2 separate regions of the Homo sapiens genome follow, and region 2 is linked to region 1. Evidence: read pairs that join two places in POLR2A ChIA-PET (ENCODE). Cell type or tissue: IMR-90. All regions are shown on one strand.

What was found. ChIA-PET counts read pairs that join two places held together with the same protein. Peaks named below come from ENCODE experiments on the same cell type or tissue, not always from the same donor. Only the 100,000 strongest peaks of a DNase experiment are listed, where the experiment ranks them.
Region 2: POLR2A ChIA-PET joins it to region 1 with 17 read pairs; 2 of 35 experiments call an interaction of 5 or more read pairs at or near these places.

The regions. Positions count from the first base shown.
Region 1 is chr16:68,015,702-68,018,201 of GRCh38, forward strand. DPEP2NB (DPEP2 neighbor) reads right to left here and starts at 210. Exons shown (of 2, transcript NM_001282442.2): 1 at 3-210. The coding sequence starts at 69. It also overlaps the pseudogene RNU6-359P. In IMR-90, no CTCF peak of the experiment used is centred here; no DNase peak of the experiment used is centred here.
Region 2 is chr16:67,307,774-67,310,273 of GRCh38, forward strand. The region is part of intron 2 of KCTD19 (potassium channel tetramerization domain containing 19); the gene reads right to left. Among named protein-coding and RNA genes, the nearest start is that of KCTD19, 18 kb to the right of the region's middle. In IMR-90, no CTCF peak of the experiment used is centred here; no DNase peak of the experiment used is centred here.

The DNA.
Region 1 (2,500 bases):
ACCTGCTGCGCTGCCCTCCCAGGGGACAGAGGACATGTTAGAGACAATATAGAGGATCCGGTCAGTCATTCTCTCTCAGCCAACCAAACAGATTGGTATCTTACAGAGAAATGGTAGGGAGGCTTCTCTAGGACGCAGGTGTGTAGTCACGCTGCCATGGAAACTTTGGAAGCTTGTGAGGTCATCACTACCCTGTGAAGTCACCTAAGGAATCTGTGACTTAAGGGGCAGGCTTCAGGCCTTCAGGGTTTTGTGGAGGAGAGCAGGGCAGAGATAGAGAGGAATCCTGCCTGGGCCCTCCCATCCAGCCCTCCCTACAAATGCCTAGTAGCCACTCTGTGGGGCACATCTGTCGGCTGGTACAAGCCCCAGTGACCACAGGAGGGCAAGAGAAACCTAAATTCTGATATGAGCTGGAGAGGCAAGATTAATCTAAGAGATAGATAGGTAGCCACGCACTGGTGCTAAGCAATCAACAGCAGGAGAGGCAGAGATTGGGATGGACAAAGGGATCATGGAAGGCTCCTTCGAGCTGGACTTGAAGGACTGGTGAGATCTGGACACACGCAAAGAGTAACTGCCCAACGTGTTCCCCTTGCCACTGCCTAGACAAAGCTGATTTATCAAGACAGGGAAATTGCAATAAAGAGTAATTCACGCAGAGCTAGCTGTGCGGGAGACTGGAGTTTTATTACTCAAATCAGTCTCCCTAAGCATTCAGGGATCAGAGTTTTTAAAGATAATTTGGTGGGTGGTGGGCAGTGAGTCCGGAAAGCTGATTGGTTGGGTCAGAGATGAAATCATAGGGAGTCAGCTTGGGCGTGGCAGCTCGTGCTTGTAATCCCAGCACTCTGGGAGGCTGACCAGCCTGGCCAACATGGTGAAACCCCTAAAAAAACAAAAATTAGGCTGGACGCGGTGGCTCATGCCTGTAATCCCAGCACTTTCGGAGGCCAAGGTGGGCGGATCACGAGGTCAAGAGATCGAGACCATCCTGGCCAATATGGTGAAACCCTGTCTCTACTAAAAATACAATTTAGCTGGGTGTGGTGGCATGTGCCTGTAGTCCCAGCTACTTGGGAGGCTGAGGCAGAAGAATCCTGAATCTGGGAGGTGTGGGTTGCAGTGAGCTGAGATCCAGCCATTGCATTCCAGCCTAGTGACAGAGCGAGACTCTGTCTCAAAAACAACAACAAAAACAAAAAGTTAGCCGGGCGTGGTGGCGCTGTCTGTAACCCCAGCTAGCTACCTGGGAGGCTGAAGCACTGAAACCCAGGAGGCAGAGATTGCAGTGAGCCAAGATCATGCCACTGCACTCCAGCCTAGGCGACAGAGTGAGACTCCATCTCAAAGGAAAAAAAAAAGAAATCTTAGGTAGTCGAAAGTATCCTCTTGCCGAGTCAGTTCCTGGGTGGGGGAGCCACAAGATTAATCTGGGTGGTGTCAGCTGATCCATCAAGTGCAAGGTCTTTTTTATTTTATTTATGTTTTTTGAGACAGAGTCTCACTCTGTTGCCCAGGCTGGAGTACAGTGGTGCAATGATCTTGACTCACCGCAACCTCCCCTTCAAGGGATTCTCGTGTCTCAGCCTCCTGAGAAGCTGGGACTACAGGCACCTGCCACCACGCCCAGCTAATTTTTGTATTTTTAGTAGAGACAGGGTTTTGCCATGTTGGCCAGTCTGCTCTCAAACTCCCCCGTCCTCAAGGGATCCGCCTGCCTTGGCCTTCCAAAGTGTTGGGATTACAGGCGTGAGCCACTGCGCCCAGCCAATCAAGTGTAGGGTGTGCAAAATATCTCAAGCACTGATACTATGTCATATATATAATATATAACATATATATGACACGTATGTATGTATATATGTACACACACACACACACACACACACACACACATATATATATATTTTGAGACAGATGCCTCGGCCTCCCAAAGTTCTGAGATTACAGGCATGAGCCACCATACCCGGCCTAGGTATATAATTTAAAAAAAATTAAAAAATTAACAAATATGGAACGCTTCATGGATTTGCATGTCATCCTTGCACAAGGGGCTGTGCTCATCTTCTCTGTATAGTTCCAATTTTAGTATATGTGTTGCTGAAGCGAGCATGATCTTAGGTTTTATATAGTGATGTTATCCCCAAGAGCAATTTGGGGACTGGTCAGAATCTTGTAGCCTCGGCCGGGCACAGTGGCTCACGCCTGTAATCCCAGCACTTTGGGAGGCTGAGGTGGGTGGATCACCTGAGGTCAAGAGTTCAAGACCAGCCTGGGTAACATGGTGAAACTCGTCTCTACTAAAAATACAAAAAATTAGCTGGGCGTGGTGGTGGGTGCCTGTAATCCCAGCTACTCAGGAGGCTGAGGCAGGAGAATTGCTTGAACCCGGGAGGCGGAGGTTGCAGTGAGTCAAGATAGCGCCTCCGCACTCCAGCCTGGGCAACAACAGTGAGACTCCATCTCAAAAAAAAAAAAAGAATCTTGTAGCCTCTAG
Region 2 (2,500 bases), 710 kb before region 1:
TTTTCTTTGTGATGGAAACATTCCAATGATTTTCTTCTAGCTAGTTTGAAATACACAATATATTATTATTAACTATAGTATTCCTAGCGTACTACCAAATACAAGAACTTATTCCTTTTATCTGACTGTAATTTTGTACCCATTATCCAAATTCTCTTCATCTCCTTCCCTCCCCCTACTTTTCCCAGCCTCTGCTGCCTTCCACTTGTCATGTAACTTCTCCAAGCCTCAGGTTCCTCACTGGCAAAGTGGAGGCAGTAAAATCTGGAAGCTGTTGTAAAGATTAAATGAAATAGTATGTTAATTTCCTTCCTTTTGGAGGTCATATCCTAAATTTCTTCCTTCCTTCCTTCCTCCCTCCCTCCCATCCTCCCTCCTTCCTTCCTTCTTTCTTTTCTTTTTTTTTTTTTTTAGTGCCTTGCTGTGTCGCCCAAGCTGGAGTGCAGTCGTACAATCATCATGGCTCATTGCAGCCTTGACCTCTTGGGCTTAAACAATCCTCCTGCCTCAACCTCCCAAGTAGCTGGACCACAGCTGTGCGCCGCAACACCCCATTAACTTTTTGATTTTTTGTAGAGATGAGGTCTTGCTATGTGGCCCAGGCTGGTCTCAAACTCCTTAGCTTAAATGATCCTCCCACCTCGGCCTCCCAAAGTGTTGGGATTACAGGCATGAGCCACTGCGCCCAGCCTAAATTACCTTTCCAGCCTCATTTCCCATCATTCTTTATGTTTACACCCCATCATCAGTGACACTAAACTCCACAAAACTCCAAAAACACATCACGTTCTTTGACACCTCCCCAGCTTTGTGTACGCTGTTCCATCTGCCCAGAATACTCCTCCCCATTCTCTTCCTGAAGAGCCTGGAGCCTCTCTGAGCCAGAATGGGTCATCCCCCCACTTTGTTCCCACAGACACTCAACACTTTCACTTCTCTCTGCAGGCCTCTGGCTCAGTTTCAGGCCAGTTCTTCCCCCTATACCAAGCTTCCTGGGGAGAGGCTGGTTTGATGCATCCCCATTTTGTGTTCTAGAACCTAGCATGCATATGAAAGAATGCATGAAAATGGAGGGCTAGCCAGGTGCGGTGGCTCACACCTGTAATCCCAGCACTTTGGGAGGCCGAGCTGGGCCGATCACTTGAGGTCAGGAGTTTGAGACGAGCCTGGCCAACATGGCAAAACCCCAACTCTACTAAATATACAAAAAATTAGCCGGGCTTGGTGGTGCATGCCTGTAGTCCCAGCTACTCTGGAGGCTGAGGCAATCATTTGAACCCAGGAGGCAGAGGTTTCAGTAAGCCGAGATCATGCCACTGCACTCAAGCCTAGGAGACAGAGCGAGACTTCAGCTCAAAAAAAAAAAAAAAAGAAAAAAGAAAGAAAGAAAGAAAAGGAAGGGCTGGAGGGCTGATTCTCTGCAAAGAAAAGCAAAAAGAAACATGGGAGATCTCCAAAGAAGCGAACAGAGAAGTAGACTGCACTCATAAAACTGAGAAAGATGGAAAGACATTGAGTATCCAAAACCACAGGAAAAACCAGCACAAGATTACAATGGGCAGAGCCTATGGAGTTCAGAGGACAATGAAGACAGGGATTCCACGTTGGGATCTGGAGGCCAGAGGGAAGACCTAACGGGGAGAGGGACAGGGATGAAGGAGAGGGAGAGAGGATGGCAAGAAGAAAGGGTTTAGCTTGGGTCTGATTTGTGATGGACAGAAAGACAGTAGGCAAAGTAGCAAGAAAAGAGTGAAACTAGGGAAAGTCAGCTAGGGCAGCGTAGCACTCCAAGCCCATGCTCAGTGGACTGCATCACAGGAGCTTGAATCTGCCACTTACTTCACCTACAGATTCAACCCCCAAGATTCTGTCTTAGTGGAGAAAATAATAGTGCCTTTGAACAACTCTAAATTGGCCACGTGGGAGAAGGCCTGTGGTGGGGAGAAGGGGAGAGAAATCCCTGCCCAGGACAACACTCCTATTTGGAGGTGTTTGGTACTGGATGTGTCCTCTGGAATGGGTCAGTAGTGACAGTCTAGCTAGTTTGAGAGGAGATGTGCTAGTTGAGGAGAGAATGATCTATTTTGCAGAAATGAAATCTCCATTTCCTGCTATTTCCAAGCATGTAAAGTGTTAGCAGCACCATTTTCCCCAAGAAAGGTATGCCCAAGAAATCTTAAAAAAGAGAAAAACTAAAGCAAGTCCACAAAGATTGCCATCCTTGCCAGTCAGGTCATGCTGCAGGCCAGGCCCAGGCATCGGCCTTGACCTAGGCTCAGGAGCCTCAACAAGGCTGTTTCCCGAACTCTGTCAACCAATACTTGCTCTGACTTCTAGAAATACAAGTCCTCTACTCACGGAAAGCCATTCGGGTGCTATAAGAAATCACAGAAACCATTCCCCAGCCCCTCACTTACTTATTTTTGATCTGCCAGTTTCCCCTAATAGATATAACCTCCCCAAGACCTCAGGACCTTGGCTGTTTTGTCCTCTGCCGTAT